5 separate regions of the Homo sapiens genome follow, and all the other regions are linked to region 1. A link is a loop called in an ENCODE intact Hi-C map of the cell type or tissue named here. Cell type or tissue: endothelial cell of umbilical vein. All regions are shown on one strand. Region 1 overlaps OTUD4 (OTU deubiquitinase 4). Region 2 overlaps SMAD1 (SMAD family member 1). Region 3 has its middle 37 kb from the start of OTUD4. Region 4 has its middle 53 kb from the start of OTUD4. Region 5 overlaps SMAD1 (SMAD family member 1).

Region 1 (5,000 bases):
GGCTTTTTTTTTTTTTCTTTTTTTTGTATTTTTAGTAGAGACAGGGTTTCACCGTGTTGGCCAGCCTGGTCTCAAACTCCTGACCTCAAGTGATCCACCCGCCTAGGCCTCCCGAAGTGCTGGGATTACAGGCGTGAGCCACCACACCCAGCTTTTAAAATTTAGTCTTTAATTAAACAGAAAATAAAGTTTATCAGTAAAAACAAAATAAGTTCAAATAGGTCTACAATCAAATCCATCTCCTTAACCTCCCAGACCTCCATATCTCCTACCTAAAAGAAAGAAAACCTTTTCTTCTTTGTCCTTCTAAATTTTTTTCTAACACTTATTTTCTAAATTGTTCAAAAAGTAGGAGCACAATATGTTAAGGCTCTAAACAAAACAGGCAGCAGGTCCTGGTTCTGAAGGCAGGGCTGTGGCCCCACATACCCCAGGCTTCCAGGTCTGGCTCTTCCACTTGCCAGCAATATGACCTTGGGCAAGTTATTTTTCTCTCCCTTCAGTTTCCTCATAATGCAAAATGGAGCTAATAATAGTACCTACGTCACAGAACTCATGGAGATGGAATGAGGGTGCACAGGATACACATAAAGAATACCAACTTGCACACAGCAACCACTCTACAAGTGAGAGCAACTATTATTACAATTATTATCTTCCCATTTTTCCTATATTAAAAATGTGCAACTGTGATTTTTATCCCTAAAAATAGATCCATTAACTGTTCTCTAGCATACAATTAATATTACGCAGTTGTAAATCCATGATAAAAGAGTAAATAAGCCTAAGTTTTCTTCCTATAAACTGCCCACACTGAAATTGTGCACCTGCCAAGTACAACATACAGGACAATGCTTTAAGCAACCTCCCACTTTTAGCAGTAAATCAAAGTCCTCAAGCTGGTATTTCATTCTTCATCAATGACAATAAAGACATTTTTCCTTCAAAAGTTTCACAATAAAAAAATTCTTTTCTGAACTTAGTTATCAAAAGTTTAAACTACATCTTACACACTTGAGTAAACAAATCACCTTAGAGTCATCTCAGTTTCTTAAAATTTTAATGAGATGTTATCCAAAAGAATGGTCAAGTAGTACAGATAGAAATAAAATACTCTCAATAGGAAAAAAATGAAAGCATGTGCTTTACCATCTACTTTATCAAAAGCACCTACTTTACCAAAAGCAGTTTCAACCTCAAAGGAAATATGCTTGACTTAAAATAAGTAACACGACTTTAGTGATACAGCATAAGCCATCTTCTCTTTTGAGAAGGGTGGGGAGAGAGACCTTTAAACCCTGGATTTAATCTCATTTGTTCTCTTTCAAGTTTTCCCAATCAATGTAGTAAAAACTTCCACAATTCCCTTCTACAATTAGAGCAGATTTATGACAATCCCATAAGGCAGTACCTGAATGAATCATGTTCTCTTCTCCCTCACCTTTAAATACCCCAGAACCAGAACTATTGAAGGTTCTTAAAATAAAATCCTGGCTAATCAGATGACTTCACATAAACCAATTTATCATAAAGTAAATGAGTGTTTCCTCCATAAGTCAAAAAGAAATGTTTGCCAGTGGCTGTTTTAAAGTAGTTTTTTTAAAAGGCAACACTTTTTGATGGAAATAATTTCTGATGAGAATTAACTTCCATATAACATTTTTTGTGTATGTGGGGGTTTTGTTTTTGTTTTTGAAATAGCAGTATTTTTCCACAAATGAAGAACAAAAAACAAGAAAAGAGACCTTGTAAATTATCTTACCTAGGGTTTCTTCTGCCTAAGCATTACTGACACTTTGGACTAGGTATTTTTTGTTAGAGGGAGATGAGGGAGGCTGTCCTGTCCATTGTAGAATGTTTGGCCACAGCTTTGGCCTCTACCCACTAGATGTCAGTAGCACCCTCCCAGTTGTGAGAATAAAAAATGTCTCCAGACACTGCTGAATGTTCAATGGTGGTGGTGGGGGGCGGGGGGCAGAGTGAGGGTTAACCACTAGTTTAAGAAACACTGATTTTAATCCAACTTTTTCCTTTAACAATCAGCTACTCAAATCCAGGGCAGCTGCTTATTCAAATTAATTGGCAAAAACTCCTCTGTGGCTCACTTTCTTTCCTCAGTCCAACAGTAAATATTGTGTACGTATCAACATCTCCCAAGATGATTTTCATAAACAAAACTAAATGACCTATAAAGTCAATTTTGAATCAATTTCAGTCCATTTTAACAAAAATACCTCAATATCTGAAATGTTATCATTACTTCTTTGAACCAAGTAATACCAAAGGCTGAATTGTTTTTAAAGATCATGTGATGGGATGCCACGGTTTTAGATACATACAATTTTAGCAACGTATTCAAATGAGTCAAAAAGCTAAATACTTGTAAACTATTAAAATGTATATACATGATAAATATATTCTGAAATCCCAAATTAACAACACATTCACACCTCAGCTGTTTTCTCTGTTTGTATTAGAAAAAGCAAAGTTTCAAGTAAAATCTCTTCTTCTTTTACATAAGTCACTTACTTGACATTTGTCTCCAACTTCATATTGTAAGCCAGCAGCAATGGAATAATCACGTTTTTGCTGAGCTGTTAAAAAAAAAAAGGTCAGTATAATATAAAGTTGACTTATTTTCAAGTGCTACAAAGCAAATTTATGGAAAATGCAGATTTTTAACTCACCTTGTTTAGACTTCAGCCAAATTTCATATTCCACATTTCTATAGACTGCAGGATTGAGTGACTTAAGAACCTTTCTAGACAAAGGCAGGCTAGTAGAGTTCCCATTGTTCTTCAGCTGCTAAACAAAGTCAGGAAGTCCAATCAACACATAAGTGCTTTTAAAACATTTTTGTTTGAGATACACGTAAAACTAAAGTCAAATGAAGAAAAGAAACTTCAAAAAATTAGGAAGCCACCAAATCAATTTCTGAGTAGATGATCCTGACTTGACTGAAATGTACCAGAAAAAAGAAAAAAATTAAGATTTTAATGTACATGCTTTCTTATATTAAAGAACTACATTTAAAACCACTTTTAAAAAAAATACCTCATTGCCTGACAAAGGTTTAAATCCATTCACATCAGCAGCAGCAGCAGCAGTCTTACTCCTACAAAGAAAGATAACCATAATTGGGGCAGAAAAAGGTATTTGCACGTAATTACCTTCTAACCTCATCTAAACGTCTTCAAAGTCAGAACTATGCTCCAAAAAGAGCTATATTCCAGTGAGCTCATACAAGTTTTGGTACAAGTATATCTATATATAAAAGGGTATATGTATGTAAATGTGTGTATATAAGACAGAAGTCAAAGACAACAGTAATTCTAACTGGCTCAGTAATAAGAAAACATAAACTGTGAAATTTGGGTGGGTAGAATAATTGAATTTACAAAAGAATGTAAAAACTTCCTTTTAATATACACATGAGGCCCCGTTTAAAAACACAATCCATTTACAACAAAAGTATCCATAGGCAGATTCGACAACCCTTTTATTAAAAATACTCTACATCAGCCGGCCATGGTGGCTCACGCCTGTAATCCCAGGACTTTGGGAGGCACAGGCAGGCAGATCACCTGAGTTTGAGAGTTCAAGACCAGCCTGACCAACATGGAGAAACCCCATCTCTACTAAAAATACAAAATTAGCTGGGCGTAGTGGCACATGGCTGTAATCCTAGCTACTCGGGAGGCTGAGGCAGGAGAATCGCTTGAACCCGGGAGGCGGAGGTTGCAGTGAGCTGTGATCACACCACTGCACTCCAGCCTGGGCAGCAAGAGCGAAACTCCGTCTCAAAAAAAAAAAAAATACTCTACGTCAAATAATGTTCAGCACAATGAAAGCACCATCATTAGCCCTTTAAATTCACTGTCACATACACACCTACACATTCATATACTCAATAAATAACTTGATTGTCTACTATGTGCCATGCAGTGTACACAGCTGACCCTTGAACAACATAGGTTTGAACTGTGCAGGTCCACTTACACACAGGTTTTTTGTTTCAACCAAAAGCAGATCAAAAATACAGTATTCTCGGGATGTGACACCCAAGTATACAGAGGGCCAGCTTTTCATATAAACAGATTCACAGGGCCCGTGGTAGGACTTGAATATGTGCAGATTGTGGTATACTCAAGAGTCCCAAATCTCCTGGTAAACACCAAGGGATGACTGTATTATTAGGTGCTAGGGTCTAGCATTTAAGAGAACAAAAACTCCGCCTACATGAAATGTACAATCTGGTGACAACAGATAAAAACTAAATAAGTAATAAGTATGTTAAATGCTGATAACTGCTATAAAGAAAAAAAAATAAGTAGGCAAAAAATGAGTGTTGAGATGTAGGCTGATATAGTTTAGCCTTGTGTCCCCACCCAAAATCTCATCTTGAATTGTAATACTCCCCAAGTATCAAGGGCAAGACCAGGTGGAGATAATTGAATCATGTGGGTGGTTTCCCCCATGCTGTTCTCATGATAGTGAGTTCTCACAAGATCTGATGGTCTTACAAAAAAGGCCGCAGAGGCTCACGCCTGTAATCCCAACACTTTGGGAGGCCGAGGCGGGTGGATCGCCTGAGTTCAGGAGTTCGAGACCAGCCTGACCAATATAAACCCCATCTCTACTAAAAATACAAAATTAGCCAGGCGTGGTGGCACATGCCTGTAATCCTAGCTACTCGGGAGGCTGAGGCAGGAAAATCGCTTGAACCCGCGAGGCGGAGGTTGCAGTGAGCCAAGATCACACGATTGCACTCCAGCCTGGGCAACAAGAGCAAAACTCCGTCTCAAAAAAAAAAAAAAAAAAAAAAAGAAATTTTAATAATGCAATAGAAAGGTAATCCACATTCCAAGGACAACAACAGTGCAGTATAAAAAGAAAAACACAATAGTGAACACATCTTCTTACACACCTGCTCTACCTTCTCTGGTAAACTTCTCCAGCTTACTAGCCCCTACTCTATACTTCACCTGCCAACTGCCATA
Region 2 (5,000 bases), 390 kb after region 1:
TAATACTTAATAATTTTTAACTGATGATGAAAATTTTTTTTTTGTTTTTTTTTGAGACGGAGTTTTGCTCTGGTCACCCAGGCTGGAGCACGATCTTGGTTCACTGCAACCTCCACCTCCCAGGTTCAAGTGATTCTCCTGCCTCAGCCTCCTGAGTAGCTGGGATTACAGGTGCACACCATCACGCCCGACTAATTTTTGTATTTTTAGTAGAGACAGGGTTTCACCATGTTGGCCAGGCTGGTCACGAATTCCTGACCTCAGGTGATCCGCCCACCTTGGCCTCCCAAAGTGCTGGGATTACAGGCGTGAGCCACTGTACCCAGCCAAAAAGAGTATTTTTAAATGAACAAAATGGTATTTAGAAACAATAAGTATAACAGTACTGAAGTAGAGTTTTCACTGGTGATTTCCAAAGTTGGAAGTTGGTATAACTGGGCTGTCCAAAGGCTTTCTTCTGTAATTAGGATAGATACACATAAACCCCGTCTGTTTTTCAGCTCTTATGTATGTGCAACTACAACTGGAACAAACTAATAGAATTTCTTGCTATTTGTTTCTAACTTTGTTACTAAAAGGAATTGAGGCACAAGTTTTTCCCCTTCTCAGCCTGAAGAACTTGCAAGCAGAAATGAAAAATTTCTTTCCCCCTTTAGTAAAGGGTGGGTCTTTGATTCCAGCGCTGTATATATCCTTAGCAGTGACCGAGTGGAGGATGCCATCATTCTTCCAGCTCTACATAGGCAAGTAGGATAGACTTAAGTGAGCAGAGAACTCAGGTAAATAAGTTCGGTAGACTCTCTGAGAAATCTGTTAGAATCCACAGCCACCCTGGCAAATAAAACTGCTCCTAAATAACCTCTCATGAAAGAAAGTGCTTTGCTGCTGCACTCAACACATGGCATGGGTCATGCAATTTATATAATGTTTATGCAAATTGAAGTTAAAGTACAGTTTGGTTACTAGGTATGTCTTGTTTCATTTTAGTGCTTTTTTATTAAAATAGGAGATACTTATTAAAATAGGAGTTGCTTATATTTTTAAGTACTTAAAATTGATTTTGTCTCTATGACACATTATACAGTGGTAACTGCATGTCATTATACATTTATCCAAACCCATAGGATGTACACCATAAGTGAACCCTGACGCAAACCGTAGACTTTGGTTGTAGGTCTGTAGGATGAATGTCGGTTCATCAGTTAAAACAAATGTGCCACTCTGGTGGGGGATATTAATAATGAGGGAGGCTAGGAAGGTGTGGGGGTGGGGGGCATATGGAAAATCACTCTGTCTTATACTCAGTTTTGCTGTGAACCTAAAACTGCTTTAAACATCGATTTAAAAACTGGTGATGAAGGCTGGGCGCGGTGGCTCACGCCTGTAATCCCTAGCACTTTGGGAGGCCGAGGCAGGTGGATCACCTGAGGTCAGGAGTTCAAGACCAGCCTGCCTAACATGGTGAAACCCTGTCTCTACTGCAGATGCAAAAATTAGCTGGGTGTGGTGGCGGGCCCCTGTTGTCCGAGCTACTTGGGAGGCTGAGGCAGGAGAATCACTTGAACCCAGGAGGCAGAGGTTGCAGTGAACTGAGATCACACCATTGCACTCCAGCCTGGGCAACAAGAGCAAAACTCAGTCTCAAAAAAAAAAAAGAAAAAAAAAATTGGTGATAAACTCAAAGGACCTTTCTTGGATGTGCAGTGTCATAAATTGGAATGTACACCACTTTAATCATTATGATTTTTTAAATCTTTTTTATTGCCTCTGTATTTTATGGTTCCTGATTATCTCTTGAACATCTTATCAAACATAATTCTGAGTCAATGAACACTCTGGTTGGGGGAAATAACCCCTATCTCACACATCTGTGGAATTTATATTTGGGGACCAGGATACCAGGAGAGAATAGGCACAGTACCACACTATTAGGAGCATGTGGACCCAGTAACTATTATTACTAAACCCAAAATGTCTGATTTCAGGAAACAGATCTTTAAATTGCTTTAAGATTTTTTTCATTTAAATAGCTTTAATTTTTTTTTCCTTTATAGTTTATAGTCAGTTAATATTTTCACGAGGAAGGAATGTTGGCCATTTTTTTTCTTCCCCCCGCTTTTTTTTTAACTTGTTTTTAACCTTTGGTGATTTTCCTAGAGCAGGGGTGAACAAACTACAGCCCACAGGCCAATTCAGCCTGCTATCTGTTTTTGTAAATAAAGCATTATTGGACCACAGCTGTATTCATTCATTACATATTGTCTATGACTGCTTCTGTGTTACAAGGGCAGAATTGGATAGTTGTGATAAAGATTATACAGCCCATAAAATCTTGCTGGCCTTTCACAGAAAAAATTCATCAACCTCTGACCTAGATGAATAGTATTTTGAAGTATCCTGATAGCTGATAAAAGCCTTCTGCTAATAATGTTGCAGTCTGCTTTAAGATTTGGCACTTGTAAATCACTAAAGTTTTGCTCTTTGAATTATAGCAAATTGATGTGGTAGAGTTGCTTAGCAAGCAGGGAAGATAGTGTATGTTTTTAGCTAACTACTTACATATGTAAAGCGACTAACTTATGTGTGGGTTTTTTCATGAGTATTTTCCTTGTTTTTTTTTTGTGTGTGTGTGTGTGTGTGTTTGTTATTGTTGTTTTGTTTTTTACCAAATTCTAAAGTAAAGTGCATTTTAGTATTTGTGGAATTTGATGTTAAGAACACAGAGGTGCTTCTCCCTTAGCAGTTGTAGTCTGGGCTTCTGATGTGGACTTTCTTTCTTTTCCTCCTTTTATTATTGTACACCCAAGACTTCATAAACCTCAGATCATTATATATTGGTATGCTGGAAATATATGGTTTGTATTCCTGGAATCTCTAAAGGAGTGGTACAAGAGGTTTTACTACAGAAGGAATTCATCTTTAAAACCTTTTAGTTGCAAATGTTTAGAACCATGTTCTGTTTGGAGATTTGTTAGTCTTAAGAGATTTGACTTAACAAGCTGCATCCTGTCAGTAAAGTTGGGTAATTTCCATTGTTGGCCCATTCTGGGAATGGAGAGACAAAACACACCTGCTCTGCATGACTTAAAGCAAATATAAGGAAGTTAGCATGAAATCTGGATGAGAAAGATATGATTCATTCTGTAAGAATGGCCAGCTGGCAAGATTTCTTCCTGAGTTTGAGAACTGGAGCAACACTGTAGCTGTGATAGTTATTGGCAACTTAATATGAGGTAAAGTAACTTCTTATCAATAATTAGAAACTGATTTTCATGGCTTTGAATAAGCATAGGCATACTTAGTCTTTGCCAAAAGTAATTCATTTTTATGCCAGTACCTTTGGCATATTTTCAGTCTTCTATTGTTCTCTTCCCACTTATTTTTTCACTTGTCACTTGTGTTTCTTTAGATGGTGAGCCAAAGTCTGTGGTAGGGGTGATTTCCATTTCTGCATATTACAGAGCAATTAGCATATTGTTAATATTCAGCAAAAGTTTTTGCTGTGCTTCCTTAGCTGGTGTTTTGGTTATCTGATAGTAATTGGAGAAAATTGTTCTCCAATTTTCTCCAATTAGGAGAATAAGGAGAGTGTCATATTAAGAAGTACCTGCTTTAAACATCATAGAAAAACTGTATACATTATAATAGCAATTGCTTTTCCAGTGTCTTCATTCCATGATCCTGAGCCAATTCAACAACACGGTTTCAGTTTTTGAGAGCCTGAGGCACTAACCTTGGTTGATATAACATTTTCTTTCCTCTAGATGTTCAGGCGGTTGCTTATGAGGAACCAAAACACTGGTGCTCTATTGTCTACTATGAGCTCAACAATCGTGTGGGTGAAGCGTTCCATGCCTCCTCCACAAGTGTGTTGGTGGATGGTTTCACTGATCCTTCCAACAATAAGAACCGTTTCTGCCTTGGGCTGCTCTCCAATGTTAACCGGAATTCCACTATTGAAAACACCAGGCGGCATATTGGAAAAGGTGAGTTTTTGCTTTAACCTCTTTCAGATGTTTATCTGTTGTGTCCCTGTTCCTCCAGAGCTGACTTAAAATCATTCCTGTAACAAACTGTTGTAGCAAAGACCAGGTAATGTTCACTTGCTGCAGTTTGTAAATATTTTTCCAGTTTCTGCTATCTGGAAGCTCTTGCAGTCAGTGATTTTTGTGGTCGATCAACTCATAATATTGAAATTAATTAGTTGAAATTATGATTTGCCATTTTAAGACACTATTCTGTATGATATTTTGCTGCAGAATAAATTGGCTGTTATAAAATGAATCACAACCTAAAATTAAAAGCAAATTACAGTTAATTGCTTAATTGTATTTCAAATGAATACCATAACTCAGTAAATAGAAAAGAAAGAACTAGATTTTAGCACAAACATCGTGCAAGGTGGCACGATAGAACCCTGCAGTGATTGTACCCCCACAGGGACACCAAATTGAACAACTGTCCATATAAGACAGCACCTTCAAAAGAACAAAAAATCAGGCATGGATATATTTATAATAAGAAAAAATAAAGACCAAAAAACAAGCCTAGTAAGTTATGAATATAGTAAGTGACTATATATCCTCAGCCTAGGCTGAGTGGAGTAGATAGAGTAGGGGTAGGATTTCAAATAAATCCCGAACTCTTTTTAGTAAACTTGATTATTTCATAGCAGTATGAGTGAAACCATTCTGAAACTTTCATATGTAAAGATGAAGCAAATGACTAAATGTGTGGATATTGTTGGGAGCTTGGGTTTCCACTGTGGAAAACAGACATATAAATGCGGAGGGGAGCAAAAAGTAAACCCTGTGAAGGAGAATAGAAGTATCAGTGCAAAATTCTGATTTTAGTAATACATATGTGTATGTATGTATGCATGTTTATGTTCTCATGTATTACGTATGTGTGTATGCATGGGTATGTATATGCGTTTTTACTTGCGTATAGTTTCTGATCTGCCTGCTGAAAGGGCCCAGAAGCATACATACCCAGTAGCA
Region 3 (5,000 bases), 62 kb after region 1:
TAAGTTCAAATGAAGTCTAAGCGTAGCTGGAGAGAGTTGATGGTTTTAAATAAATTGTATTTAATCTGTTAAGGGCCTATTACATTTCCACTCACAATGGATTCTTACAGTGGTAGATATGATGTGAATTTTGAATAAATTCAATTTTTTTTTGTAAAATAAAAGATAATTATATCTCAATATAACCCTTAAAAATTCTTAAACATTCTCAACAGATTTCTCATTAAATTAAAACAGAATATAGTTTTGGCTATTAGTATAATGTGATCATGGGTTGTTCTGAGGCTTTAGTTTAGTAAAATAACCTCCTGATATATTTCAAAGAGCAAGTTAATTCAACTCTTTCCTCACGTTACAAATTGTTAAATATATGTACACACTTATTCCAATTAGCCATGAGAAATACTTAGAGAATATTGATAAAATACACAAAAATCTCCTTTTTCCATTTAATGCTGCATGTCATTAACTATTCTTTATAAATATGGTTGTAATTGTAACAATTCCATATGGCTTTTCTACAATTTAGTTTTATAGTCTCCTGTTACAAAATTTGTAGATTGTTTTCTATTTTTCTGTTTTTTTTTTTTTTTTGAGGCAGAGTCTCGCTCTGTCCTCCAGGCTGGAGTGCAATGGCACGATCTTGGCTCACTGCAATCTCTGCCTCCCGGGTTCAAGCAATTCTCCTGTCTCAGCCTCCTGAGTAGCTGGGATTACAGGCACCCGCCACCACACCTTGCTAATTTTTTTTTTTTTTTGTATTTTAAGTAGAGATGGGGTTCCACCATCTTGGCCAGGCTGGTCTTGAACTCCTAACCTCATGATCCACCCATCTCTACCTCCCAAAGTGCTGGGATTACAGGCGGGAGCCACCACACCCGGCCTATTTTTTTCTGTTATAAATAAGACTTTGATGATCATCCTAGGACATAATTCTTTGAATGTATCTCTGTTATATATATATTTTGGCTAGAGTCCTAGGTATAGAATTAATTAATCAAATGATATAAGCATTTAAAATTTTCTTGCTCCATAATTGTCACATTTTGCAGAAAGGTTGCATCACTTTTTACTTCTATTAGCAATATGTTAGTGCATCTCATCCTTCTCATATCAGCACTGAATTTTTTTATTGTGGTAAAATATACCATAAACATATGGTAACATAATGTTTACCATTTTAGCCATTTTTAAGTGTACAGTTCTGTGACATTAAGTGTATTCACATTGTTGTGCAACCATCATCACCATGCATCTCCAGAACTTTTTCCTCTTCCTAAACTGAAACTCTGTCCACATGAAACACTAACTTTCTCTTCTCCCCACGACCACAGGCAACACCCTTCTACTTTCTGTCTGTATGAATTTAACTACTCTAGGTACCTCATATGGGTGGAATCACATCTCTCCTTTTGTGATGGGTTTATTTAATTAATTGCCTTCAAGGTTTATCCACGTTATGGCATCTGTCAGAATTTCCTTCCTTTTTAGGGTTGAATAATATTTCATTGTATGTATATAGCACATTTTGTTTTTCCATTCATCTTTCAATGGAGACTGGGGTTGCTTTCACCTTTTGGCTATTCAGCATTGAATTTTAAAAAGACTCTACCCTAGTTTTAATTGTATTTATTTGATTTATTGTAATACTGAACACATACACACACAAACACACAGATTTTGCCCCTGAGTAGCTATTTGTATTTTAAAATTGATTATGCTAAATTTGTCACTCACTTTAGTAGGTATTGTCTGTAAGCAACATAGGAATGTATTAAGCTAAGAACATATCATTTATGTTTATATCCAGGGAGAAAAGTTTTAATATCTTGTCATATATCCTTTTTTTGTTTTGTTTTGTTTTTGCAATTAGCTACAGTTGCCTTTAGGTGGCATTAGATCCTTGGGCATGTGTTACAGAGATTTTTGCTTATTGGATGTGTGTATGTATGTTTTGACAGCTTGATGGATTTAAAAGCTGATCCAAATGTTATTTGAGGTCTAGAATGAAATATAAATTAATATAGAAGCTAGGCATCCTGAGACCTCTTTCATTATGCAACTACATGTTGACTAAATGATGTCTTCCTTTTTTTTTCTACAACAAATATTCTCCAGTTCTTTGCCTTGGATTAGATACTTTTAGAACAAAAATCTTAAAAATGTTCTGAAGTTCAATGTGAGGTTCTAAGCAAAATGGAGACTATTGTTTGGCCCAAATTTTGTAAAAGTTTGGATTGAAAGGGAGTTCTTTCATGTATGTAAGAAATCCCTTATACCTATTTTTCTGAATCAACACTTCAGACATCAGCATTTACCATGGTTGGCATAATGGAAGCTTAAGCCAAATATTTAGCAATAAAGGATGTGGAGAAATTGCCATCTGTATGGATTCCGGTATTTGGAATCATACATATTATCATTCATATTATCACTTTTTTGCTACTTCATTCAGAATTCATGTTTCTGAAAGACACTATTAAAAAAATTCTCAAGGCACTTTGGTTCCTTTAAAAGATGCCTTCCTTTCAGGAAAAGAGAGTCAGATTTTAGCACATTTTACTTGGTTGTCATGGGTTTGACTGGGGCTTGGGGGGTCAAGGGATTTGCCTGGGGTCTCAGGTTGGTGACTTTGTGGCTAGCCTCCTCTACACTGTGTTGGAATCAGCTGGCTCCAAGATCCTTGTTCTGTCTTCCCACTAGACCACATTGTCTTCCAAATGAAACCACAGTAGTGCTGAAAGCAGGAAGGAAACTCTTCAACTCACTTGTTTTATAAAAACTTCTTTTAAGGCAAGGACAGGGAACAGTAAGAATAGCCTTATTCACAGGCGAGTGACTTGAGCCATCTCTGCCTTTTGAATGTTAGCTTTTTCTTTAATAAATTACTCCTGAAAATACTGTTTGTAAAGATCAATGAAATACTTCCTATATATGTTAGTGATAGTTTTTCTTTTCAAGAAAACGTGTTGTTATCATGTCTAGGGTAGAGAGCTAACGAACTTTGAAAACCCATTATGTGGCAGGTGACTTACACTTGTTATCTCAAATAATATTCACAGTAACCCACAATAACATTGCAAATAAGCACGACTAATTCCATTTTATTGGAACAGAACTGGAAGTTCAGAGAGAGTTTTCTTCAAAAAGAAAAACTTGTTTAAATTCCCACAACTAGTAAATGAGAGAATCAAGATGATGGTCCATTCCTATTGAATGCATGTGGAAATAGGAAGAATTTTTTTAAGTTTGAGACATATTTCTTTGCCTATCCCAGATTGACATCTTTTGAATCCATATAAAATTTCACAACTTTTCTTAATAGTCTCAGATTACAATTAATGAATTTTAGATGCAGTTCACAAATTTTTTCTTTTCTATAGTTATATCTTAACCATAATCAGCAGCATCTTATAATTTTTCACTGAATTTGTAATTAGTCTATGTAGGGGGTCGAGGGATATGGGGCTGATCAAGGAACAGGATGTCCACAAGAGAGGCAGTGACAAGTTTGTTGGTGCTTGGCCAGGGTTGCATGAGAGGAGAAGTCCCTCACAGCCTTACTGGTGAGGGAGGAGGACAAGGGAGAGAGAGATTGGAGAGGAAGCTTACATAGAGTCTCTGGGTCAGAGAGCCCAGCTTGGCTTGAGGCCTTATAACTACACGGCCCTGTCTTATGAATAGGTAACAGCTGCTGGGTGAGATTTTGCGGGGTATGCAAAGCAGACAGGCTCTAAGCAGCTAAACTTTTCTTGGTCAGGCTATTTTTAAAATAACTGGATGTGTAAAAATTTAAGTTTGGTGTCAGTGGGCTTTTGAGCTAATGGGTCTCAGCCTGCAGTGGAGAAACAACCAACTTTGAGGCTAATATACAGAGGCTATCTTTGGCTGATTTATGTAACAGTCTATCCCAAGGCACTAGAAGTATTTAACTGTTTTGGGAAAAGATAATAGCTTTTGATCATAGAAAGTATGTGATTCAACTAAACTAATAGTTTATTAGTTCAATGATATTACTCTCTGTGGTTTTATTTACCTATACTTGTATACAGAACAAATACTATTTATAATAAAGGGAAGTAAGTACCCCACCTTCAAATATAATTTTATTCCAGTGTTTAGTATATATGCTGCTGAAATGAGCACAATTTTATTCCAAAGAATTGAATAACATATTCAAATATTTCTGCCTCCAGCTACAGCCACTTAAGGATTCATGGTTTGATAGCAGTAACATGTTTAACATATTTTTATCCATATATGTTTGAATTACATAAACAATGTTTCATCAATATGAAAAGTATAATAAAACCTTAAACTCCTTTTCCATTTTGTAGGTATATATATATGTTTGTCTTTGGTTCATGAAAGCAATTCCTATTTTGCTATGAGAAGTTACTAGTTCAATTGGAACTCAGAATATTTACAGCTATGTAAGACTGTGGGCCCTCTGCTGTTTTGCATGCTGGCCCTGATGTTGCTGGCAGCTCAAGACATCCTCCTGTGTTCAGGCTCATCCAGGCACCAGCTTCTGTGCTCCCAAATTTCAGGGGACACGTGTCACGTTTCTGTAAGAACTCTTACTGTACACTGCATTGTGATCTGGTTGTACCTTGGGTCTGTGTATCTGCAGTGATTCTCTACCCTTCAGATTCCATGAAAGAAATCTGCTATCAAATGAATTGCTAGGCTTTTGGTGGGCACTGGTTGCTGGACCAGTGTGGCTACCTTGAAAGGAATGTGTCTAATTTCTCTCTTTGAATGTGTGGGCCCTTATGCCACCTATCTCAAATTTGAGGCCTCGTCGGACCCTCTAAGATTCCCAGGGAGGCCTCATCAGACCCTCTAAGGTTCCCAGAAACTATCCCACTTGTCATTCTATGATTTATATAGAAGATTATTTACTGGACTAGAAAAATATGCTTATGAAGAACAAGCGGGAACTAACATTTGTTGAGTGTATTATATGAATTACCACATTTACTCTTCATGAAAACCCT
Region 4 (5,000 bases), 78 kb after region 1:
ATGGGCTCCAAATTTAGACTACCAAGGTTAAAAGCTTTGCTCCACCCCCTTGCTAACCATGGTAATTTAAGCAAGTGACTTGCCTGTTTCTTCATCAGTGAGTAAAACAGTACCTATTTGATAGGATTATTATAGGAATTAGCTTAATTCAGATAAAACCTTATAATAGGGGCATCTGCATTTTTTAGTTGTTCAAATGGCCACATATATCTGGAAGACTATGAAAAAATCTCTTCCTTGCTGTTCGTTCTTCTGTTCATTCATTCATATATTTCTAAGTATTTACTGAGCACCCACTATGTGCTCAGCATTGTGCTGTGTGCCAGAGATACAATGATCAGCTAAAATAGAATCAGTGCCTGGCCTCATTGAGCCTTCAGTCTAATGGGGAAGACAGATATTAATCAAATAGTCATAAACACACATGTAAAGTTGCTGTGGAGAAAAGGTATATTGTTCTGTGAGAAAAAATAATGGAGACTTAACCAATAAGAAAACATTGTTTAATCTGCAATCTTAAGACTAAGTAGAAGTTATCAAAGAGTTACTTACCCCAAGTTCAATTAAGTTCTATTAGACTTAACTTCCAGACAGCTGATGAATTTCCATATAGCAAAAGAAAACTTCATAATCTGCTTTTCTAAGAAAACTTCTTGAAAAGACAGAAATGCAAGGCTCTGAAGCTAAATAGGTTGATGACTTTGTGGTTGCAAGCAAAATTTTATTTGGGATTTACCTTTGACACTAATGCAAGACAATCTAGAATGGAATGAATCTCATTGCTAGTTCTCCAAGCATGCATAGTATCAATGTTTCTTTGAGTGGAAATTTTGTTTGGCCAATAAAGTTTTTACAATTTCAACACCATAGGAGGCCTTTGAACTTTCTAAAAGTGCTCCCAAAATAGAAATCCTCATTTGATGCTGTTCTTGTGCAGATAACATGGGAACTGGACCTGGCTCTGCCAACAGATGTCAATACTTTCACGATGAAGAGAAATAGCGATTCCTTCATGATCTGCTTCAAAATATTGGAATAGATTTTAGTGATTCTGGAATGGATGAGAAGATTTGACAGAAGCATTGTTTTACTTTTTAAATTTTCCTTCAAATTACAAATCAGAATAACCATTTCCAGGACATTTTGCTTCAGCAAGGTCTTTTATTTAGTCGTGCAGCAAGCGATCTTGCAGGATGACTCAAGACAATACATCTTTGTGTTGGAGAAAATCCAAGTTTTTAATGCTTTCCAATTGACCCTTTTACTAAGGCAAAAGAGGCAGACTGTGCAGTGTATTTTCAGGATGTAAGGGATCACTTCAGCTTTGTTCGGTTCCTGCTTCCATAGGTAATATGTTCAACAATGCAAGCAAAATCCAAGGGGGCAGACAGAGATAAAGAGAGATTCTTGGCCAGGCGCGGTGACTCACGCCTGTAATCCCAGCACTTTGGGAGGCCGAGGCAGACGGATCACGAGGTAAGGAGATCGAGACCATCCTGGCTAACACGGTGAAACCCCGTCTCTACTAAAAATACAAAAAATTAGCCGGGCATGGTGGCAGGCGCCTGTAGTCCCAGCTACTTGGGAGGCTGAGGCAGAAGAATGGCGTGAACCCGGAAGGCGGAGCTTGCAGTGAGCCGAGATTGTGCCACTGCACTCCAACCTGGGCGACAGAGTGAGGCTCCGTCTCAAGAAAAAAAAAAAAAAAAAAAAAAAAAAAGCGAGATTTTTGCTGGGCACGGTAGCTCATGCCTGTAATCCCAGCACTTTGAGAGGCCAAGGCGGGTGATCATGAGGTCAGGAGATTGAGACCATCCTAACTAACACGGTGAAACCCCATCTCTACTAAAAATAAAAAAAAATTATCCAGGCGTGGTGGTGGGCGCCTGTAGTCCCAGCTACTGGGGAGCCTGAGGCAGGAGAATCGCTTGAACCTGGAGGCGGGTGCAGTGAGCTGAGATTGCGCCACTGCACTCCAGCCTGGGCGACAGAGCGAGACTCGGTCTCAAAAAAAAAAAAGAGGGATTCTTTTTTTTTGGTGATATATCCTAGCCTAAACTGATATTAAGGTATAAACAGATGTTCATAATCATGTTTCATTTTCAATTCATGTCAAAGAATGGCCTGGTAAATATTATAACAGGCCAATGACACCAATAATGTACCAAACTGTAATTTTGCATACTGCTTTTTACTTATTTATTATGAAACAATGCTTTCATAAAATGTTATACAAAAAGTTTTTCTCCCCAAAATATAGTTTTAAATATTGGGGAAGACGTACAAAAAAAGTATATTTTTCCCCAGGTTTGTGGATCCTCTAGAAGTCATCCATTAGTTCTCTGGCTTATAAACCAAGGGCTAACAACTTCATCTATCAATAAGGCTTTAATCTTCTGATACTAATCTATCTCTTCACTTTTACCTTCATCTATTAAGTATAATTGTCTGAAGTGAGACAGGAAATAATTAAAATAACTTGGAGCAGCAATTTCTAAACTGTGGTGCAAAGGGACACTGACGGCCCCTGGAAAAAACTCATCTTTCCCTTTGCCATTTCCTCCTCTCTCTCCAGACTTTTTTTAAAATCCCAATGTTTCTCTGAAATTGTGATGAATCTCTCAAGAGTTTTTGTGTATGAAGATTGACCACTTGCACATCTGAGAGAATATTGCCTTCTCCTAGCAGGGAGTTTTGACCTATGTGGGGTTTGGGAACACTTACAGCATTCAAAGATCCCCTTTAAAAGGGGTCTGGAACCCAAAGCTCCATTTTAATTTACACATCCTGTGTATCGTCTGTTACAGTTCTTTCTTTTCATGCTATGACTCTTCATCCTGCCCTTGCTCTGATTTTTACTGAAGACCAGCTACTTCAGCCTGTTCATGCATGATCACTTTTTCTGGTATTCTTTTTCCTTCCTCATGTTAAATCCTCATGTTCTTAAGTTTTCTAATTTGTGACCTTCTCATTTACTCTAAGCCTGGCCCTATATGGAGAGCTTCATCCTCCCAGCAGGGGTCACCATAGTTCCTTCCTGGAGAGCCTATAGGTATCATGTTAAAGAATCCACCCTCTGGTCTTTATACAGTTCCAGTTTCTATAGAACATTATAAACACTAAGGCTCAACATTCACATTGTATTCATGTCTGTCCTGATTTAATATTGACTAACACTTTAAACACTTTTTGAAGCAAGTAATGTTATTTTAAAATCGTATGTATTTGTTTTTGTTATAAATTCCTGGATGGACAGGAAAGATAACCCCCACATCATGCCTCATACATTGTAGATTAAAGTTCTTATCCTTAGATACAAATGTATAAAAAACAAAATTACTGTACTTTTTTGTTCTTTTTTTCTTCAATCTATACTTTCTCCTAATAAATTGGAGATATTTGAAGCACTTAGAAATTTGAAGCACTTAGAATCTAAGTATTTGAAGCACTTAGAATCTAAATGATGTAATATAAATAAGATTAAATTAGAATATATTTAATTGTTTTTTAGAATCAAGCATTCTCTTTAAAATTCTTTTCTATATTTATGCCATTTTAACTCATTGCATTGATTTTTAAAAAAATTACACAAATGAAAAAGAACCAGGAAAAGTTAGCTATGTGGTAGTTATGGAAACATAATAAAGTGATTATTTGAGTGAAACTCAGGGAGCAACTTGACTTAAACAAAGATATCACACCACCAATTCTACCTTCTCATTTGTGCATTATTAAATTAGATCATTCCTACAAGCATCAAATATACTATTGTTTTTCTAATCTTAAACAAATATGACTCTTTTTTTTTTTTTTTTTTTTGAGACAGAGTGTCACTCTGTTGCCCAGACTAGAGTGTAGTGGTGTGACCTTGGCTCACTGCAATCTTTGCCTCCTGGGTTCAAGCAATTCTCCTGCCTTAGCCTCCTAAGCAGCTGGGACTACAGGTGCGTGCCATCATGCCCAGCTAATTTTTGTATTTTTAGCAAAGACAAGGTTTTGCCATGTTGACCTGGTCTCGAACTCTTGACCTCAAGTGATCTGTCCACCTCGGCCTCTCAAACTGCTGGATTACAGGTGTGAGCCACCATGCCCAGCCAATACAACTTCTTTTGAGCCTACTTCTCCAGCTACTGCCCTGTGTCTCTGCCCTCCTCTGCAGCAAAAATTACTTGAAAAAGTTGCTTATACTTTCTGTCTTCTTCTTATTCAAATCAGGCTTTTCCCCACCTGCCCCTGAACTTGCTCTCGTCAGGGTAACCAGTGACCTCCATGTTGCTAAATCCAATGGCCGCTTCTCAGTTCTCCTCTAATTTGGCCTATGGGCAGCATTTGGCAAACATTTTCTTCACTTGCTTCCAAGACACCACAGAGGCTGGTTGTCCTGTTACTTAGTTGATCCTTCATGGCTGATCTCTTTCTGTATCCTCTTCCTCTTCCTGAACATTAGCATGCTAGAATTCCATAGGCTCTGGCATGGTCCTCTACTCTCCTCTACCTCCATTCACTTCCCAAGTGATCTCATCCAGTTCCATGACTTTAAATATCATCTGTTCCCTAAGAAATTTTGCTCAACTGCTGATAACAAAGATCCAATTACAGCAGCTTTGACACAAAATAGTTCATTCTCTTCCATATTAGGAGTCAGAAGGAGGCCATCCACAGCTGATATGGCATATTCACAAGGTCATCAGAAACTCAGGCTGCTTCTGACTTTCTGTTCCATCATCTTAGCACGTGGCTTATATTCTCAAGTCTGGGACTACAGGCACGCACCACCACATCCAGCTGATTTTTGTATTTTTAGTTGAGATGGGGTTTCACCATGTTGGCCAGGATGGTCTCAATCTCTTGATCTCGTGATCCTCCCACCTCGGCATCCCAAAGTGTTGCGATTACAGGTGTGAGCCACTGCTCCCTGCCTAAATGTGAAGTTCTAAGGGGGAAGAGGAAAAAGAATATTTGGTAAGTACCTAGTAGTTTCTGCCATAACATCAATATAT
Region 5 (5,000 bases), 400 kb after region 1:
TGTGGTAATTATTACTGAGGTCCCTCAGTGAGTCTGTTATTGAAGGACCACTCTAAGAGAATTTATTACTTTAATGTTCCAATTAGCTTTCTGCTCAAACTCATTTCTTATTGTTTACCCAATCAATTTTAATTATTTTACTTTTGTAGAGTTTTAATAATTTACTTTTACACAAGTAAAAACAACCTTTACACTAATAAAAGGTATTTATAATGCAAAGTTATGCATTCAAAATTTATTAGATTTCATTCATTCAGCAGATATTTTAGCACTATTTCAGAGAAGTAATACAAAGATGAAAAAGCACCTAAAGTCTCTTATCATCAAGATCCTTATGCCCTAGTATATCTTTAATTATAATCTGATAAGCACTAGAATGGAGAGTTATACAAGATATAATGAACTTAGCCTGGAAGTTGGATTTGGAGAGCTGAAGGTAAATATTATTTAAAAATCCTGCTGAATGTTAAAGAAAAGTTGTTTATCATATGTTAGCAACAAAAAATTTGCACACTGTTTTTACAAAACTGTTCTTTATTATAAGGACTGCATACTTTGTCCTCTCCCATTCAACATTTTAAAGAAATTAGAACATTTTACTAACAATAGCCAATCTTGTGCTGTTTTTAAAATGATCATTTTTGGATATTAACATAAAACACATTTTATAAATTATTTGTACTTTAAATTCTATGTCTGAAAATTCCAAGTCAGCTCAGCTGAACACATATTTATAGAGCTTCTGCTTTCTGTCATTATGCTGTATATTGGAGGTAAAGATAAATTCCTGCCTTCAAAGATCTTGCTATCTGATGGAGGAAACCTGCACATAAGCCTGTAAATTAATTTTAGGAGTTTGTTTATATTTACAAATGCATGAGTGTACATACATCTATGTAGATATATATATATCTACATAGATGTAGTTCATACAAGTTCTGATGTTCAGATATATTTTCTTTTTTCTTCTTTTTTTTCTTTTTTCTTAAGACAGTCTCGCTCTGTCGCCCAGGCTGGAGTGCAATGGTGTGATCTCGGCTCACTGCAACCTCTGCCTCCCAGCTTCAAGCAATTCTCCTGCCTCAGCCTCCCAAGCATGCTGGGATTACAGGCGTGTGGCCACCGCACCCAGCTAATTTCTATATTTTTAGTAGAGACAGAGTTTTGCCATGTTGTCCAGGCTGATCTCAAACTCCTGACCCCAAGTGATCACCTGCCTGAGACAGAGTCTCTCTCTGTCACCGACGCCAGAGTGCAGTGGCGTGATCTTGACTCACAACAACTTCCGCCTCCTGGATTCAAGTGATTCTCATGCCTGAGCCTCCCAAGTAGCAGGGATTACAGGGATACACCACCACACCTCGTTTTAGTAGAGACGGGGTTTCACCATTTTGGCCAGGCTGGTTTCGAACTCCCGACCTCAGGTGATCTGTCCATCTCGGCCTCCCAAAGTGCTGGGATTACAGGTGTGAGCCACCGCGCCTGGCCCCAGATGTATTTCTTAAAACTACGGGAGTAGATAGATAGCAGAAATAAATAGAACCCAACCTTCTCTGATATTCCTCATGAAACAGTGATTAAAGGATTAATCAGAACTTCACATTCATTGTCCACCCTCACCAATGAGTTTTTGATCTTTGCAGTAGCAGTTACTTTTCTCTTTTTCATAGTGACTTTATTCTATGGAACTGTATTGTCTTAATGCACTAATTCTGCCAAGCTACCTTCTTGTACAAATGAATGATAGAATGTATTGATTCATGGCAATGGCTAGGTGTCAATAATAGCTTTTTGGATACTTGAATGTACTCCTGCCCGTTTTGCTCAGAGATTGAAAGATCAAGAGCTGTGTGTTGATAGGGGGACCTTCAGTGGCTGAATAGGGAAGAAATTGAATGTCATTCTGTCTAGCATAGCTTTTTTGTTTTATTTTCTTGATGATAAAATGAGAATTTAATAATAGCTATTACATTACTATCAGTAATGGGCAATTAAAAGTTTTAAAGTGTCTTTATTAAGATAACTTTATAATGTATTTTAAAACCTTCATTCCTCAAGACCAGCAATTCTTATTGGAATCCATGGATGGACCCTGGGGAGCTAACATCCATCCCTTGAAATTGCCTGCGAAATTATGCGTGCGTTTGTGCATGTGTGTTTTTTTCTCCCCAGGGGCGGGGGGGTCAGGGAGGAAAGATGCATAGCTTTAATCAGAGTCTTTGGTTATGTGAACTCTTCTTACTTAATAAGTTTAACCACTGAGTTAAACAAGTTAAATGACCTCCAGTATGTTTTTCCTAGGGCTGGGGAGCAGAATACCACCGCCAGGATGTTACTAGCACCCCCTGCTGGATTGAGATACATCTGCACGGCCCCCTCCAGTGGCTGGATAAAGTTCTTACTCAAATGGGTTCACCTCATAATCCTATTTCATCTGTATCTTAAATGGCCCCAGGCATCTGCCTCTGGAAAACTATTGAGCCTTGCATGTACTTGAAGGATGGATGAGTCAGACACGATTGAGAACTGACAAAGGAGCCTTGATAATACTTGACCTCTGTGACCAACTGTTGGATTCAGAAATTTAAACAAAAAAAAAAAAAAACACACACACCTTGGTAACATACTGTTGATATCAAGAACCTGTTTAGTTTACATTGTAACATTCTATTGTAAAATCAACTAAAATTCAGACTTTTAGCAGGACTTTGTGTACAGTTAAAGGAGAGATGGCCAAGCCAGGGACAAATTGTCTATTAGAAAACGGTCCTAAGAGATTCTTTGGTGTTTGGCACTTTAAGGTCATCGTTGGGCAGAAGTTTAGCATTAATAGTTGTTCTGAAACGTGTTTTATCAGGTTTAGAGCCCATGTTGAGTCTTCTTTTCATGGGTTTTCATAATATTTTAAAACTATTTGTTTAGCGATGGTTTTGTTCGTTTAAGTAAAGGTTAATCTTGATGATATACATAATAATCTTTCTAAAATTGTATGCTGACCATACTTGCTGTCAGAATAATGCTAGGCATATGCTTTTTGCTAAATATGTATGTACAGAGTATTTGGAAGTTAAGAATTGATTAGACTAGTGAATTTAGGAGTATTTGAGGTGGGTGGGGGGAAGAGGGAAATGACAACTGCAAATGTAGACTATACTGTAAAAATTCAGTTTGTTGCTTTAAAGAAACAAACTGATACCTGAATTTTGCTGTGTTTCCATTTTTTAGAGATTTTTATCATTTTTTTCTCTCTCGGCATTCTTTTTTCTCATACTCTTCAAAAAGCAGTTCTGCAGCTGGTTAATTCATGTAACTGTGAGAGCAAATGAATAATTCCTGCTATTCTGAAATTGCCTACATGTTTCAATACCAGTTATATGGAGTGCTTGAATTTAATAAGCAGTTTTTACGGAGTTTACAGTACAGAAATAGGCTTTAATTTTCAAGTGAATTTTTTGCCAAACTTAGTAACTCTGTTAAATATTTGGAGGATTTAAAGAACATCCCAGTTTGAATTCATTTCAAACTTTTTAAATTTTTTTGTACTATGTTTGGTTTTATTTTCCTTCTGTTAATCTTTTGTATTCACTTATGCTCTCGTACATTGAGTACTTTTATTCCAAAACTAGTGGGTTTTCTCTACTGGAAATTTTCAATAAACCTGTCATTATTGCTTACTTTGATTAAAAATTTGTCATTTCCTTTATTCACCTACTAGATTTTAGGATCAGTAAAGTTTGCTACTCTTCTGAGAATTTTTTTCTCAAATATCCTCCACCAAACATGAATGAAATTACTAATACAGAGACTCGAACACAGCAGCATGAAGAGACCGGAGCCAATTTAAATCAAAACAAAGGACATGTACACCTTGAAAAATTGAGAAAAACTACCAAAATCTAAGTGTATAAACTTTTTAATTTTAGAAATTACAGCAGCAGCACTTTTTGGTTAGTACCATGCAGTCAACCAAAGCAGCAATTTCTAAACTTCAGATGAAGATACAAGCGTGACTGTGGGAGGAGGTAATAAAGGGGGAGGGATGAGAACTCACACTGCAGCAGGAGAAGATGACTACCTTTGCAGTCTACTTAAGGCTGGGATGATCCCAACACTACCCATTCCCCCACAAAAAAGTTTACCAATGAGGGACACAGATTGAAGGACACTTAGATTATTTCTTGGCCCAATAGATGCTATTCTTTCTCCTTTACATTTTTATGTGTCTTTCCTGGAGTGTGTTTATGAGACCTGAAATTTAAGGACCATCCCTTTTTAAACCTAGTTTTAAAGAAAAGAATGCCTTGCTTTTTCACCCCCAAAATACATTTATTCCCTAAACTATGACCAAGGAAAAATTTCTACTGCTGCTTTTTGTGTCCAAAAAACATCATGATATAATTAGAGAACGCCCCAGACAGAGGTCCTACATTATAACACAAATTCATGCACATCTTTGCTGGGTCACTTAACTTCTGTGAATCTCTGTTTCTTCATTTGTCAAGTGGAAATAATATAGTTGTGCCTTGTCACAAAATTGAGGTGAAGATGCCTTAAAAATGCATCTGCCATGCAAGTATGGGGATCACTTGAACTCTCCCATACGCTCTATTTTCCACTTACCTAAGTCATTTCAAGCTCAGTCAATCTAGATAATAGTGACTGGTGAGATATAATAAAAGTTGATATTAAAATTATTAAGCTTAACAGTGAAGTAAAGAGATAATGCAGGCTAGGATTCCTCATCCTTTTCCTAGTGAAAAGCCAATTTTGAGTTCCCATGGTTGCCTGGTGGGACAGTTAGGCAAGTTGTTAGTTGGGTGTAGCAATGCTGGTAGCCAGCTTGAAGTTCTATCAGATAAAACACCAGGATCATCCAGTAAATTGAAATCTCCTGGTTGGGGACCTGTGGAGTTTGCAACATGGTGCATAAGTAGGTCCCTCATGGTTAAGTGCAACTCTATGTATTTTTGGTGAAATCTTAGGAAGACCATTGTCATCAG

The links. A loop is a pair of places that touch in the nucleus more often than their neighbours do. Peaks named below come from ENCODE experiments on the same cell type or tissue, not always from the same donor. Only the 100,000 strongest peaks of a DNase experiment are listed, where the experiment ranks them.
Region 2: it touches region 1 in a loop (3-fold over the local background); 20 of 110 quality-filtered maps call a loop at or near these places.
Region 3: it touches region 1 in a loop (7-fold over the local background); 8 of 110 quality-filtered maps call a loop at or near these places.
Region 4: a loop joins it to region 1, with 9 times the contacts of the local background. A loop is called at or near these places in 6 of 110 quality-filtered maps.
Region 5: a loop joins it to region 1, with 10 times the contacts of the local background. A loop is called at or near these places in 21 of 110 quality-filtered maps.

What each region holds. Positions count from the first base shown.
Region 1 is chr4:145,152,882-145,157,881 of GRCh38, forward strand. It overlaps OTUD4 (OTU deubiquitinase 4), which reads right to left. Exons shown (of 21, transcript NM_001366057.1): 8 at 3,055-3,115; 9 at 2,688-2,805; 10 at 2,530-2,594. Among named protein-coding and RNA genes, the nearest start is that of OTUD4, 25 kb to the right of the region's middle. In endothelial cell of umbilical vein, a CTCF peak has its summit at 1,901 (motif pointing right); DNase peaks (open chromatin) are centred at 570, 810, 1,900 and 2,780; H3K27ac peaks cover 3,054 bases.
Region 2 is chr4:145,542,939-145,547,938 of GRCh38, forward strand. It overlaps SMAD1 (SMAD family member 1), which reads left to right. Exons shown (of 7, transcript NM_005900.3): 5 at 3,765-3,986. Among named protein-coding and RNA genes, the nearest start is that of SMAD1-AS1, 28 kb to the left of the region's middle. In endothelial cell of umbilical vein, no CTCF peak of the experiment used is centred here; DNase peaks (open chromatin) are centred at 2,373, 3,083 and 3,873; H3K27ac peaks cover 3,540 bases.
Region 3 is chr4:145,214,842-145,219,841 of GRCh38, forward strand. No RefSeq gene overlaps it. Among named protein-coding and RNA genes, the nearest start is that of OTUD4, 37 kb to the left of the region's middle. RefSeq lists an enhancer at 3,672-3,761. In endothelial cell of umbilical vein, a CTCF peak has its summit at 1,891; a DNase peak (open chromatin) is centred at 1,910.
Region 4 is chr4:145,231,271-145,236,270 of GRCh38, forward strand. No RefSeq gene overlaps it. Among named protein-coding and RNA genes, the nearest start is that of OTUD4, 53 kb to the left of the region's middle. RefSeq lists a silencer at 2,997-3,096. In endothelial cell of umbilical vein, a CTCF peak has its summit at 3,012 (motif pointing right); DNase peaks (open chromatin) are centred at 1,251 and 3,051.
Region 5 is chr4:145,555,490-145,560,489 of GRCh38, forward strand. SMAD1 (SMAD family member 1) reads left to right here. Exons shown (of 7, transcript NM_005900.3): 7 at 2,302-3,687. The coding sequence ends at 2,445. Among named protein-coding and RNA genes, the nearest start is that of SMAD1-AS1, 41 kb to the left of the region's middle. In endothelial cell of umbilical vein, a CTCF peak has its summit at 2,350 (motif pointing left); a DNase peak (open chromatin) is centred at 2,352.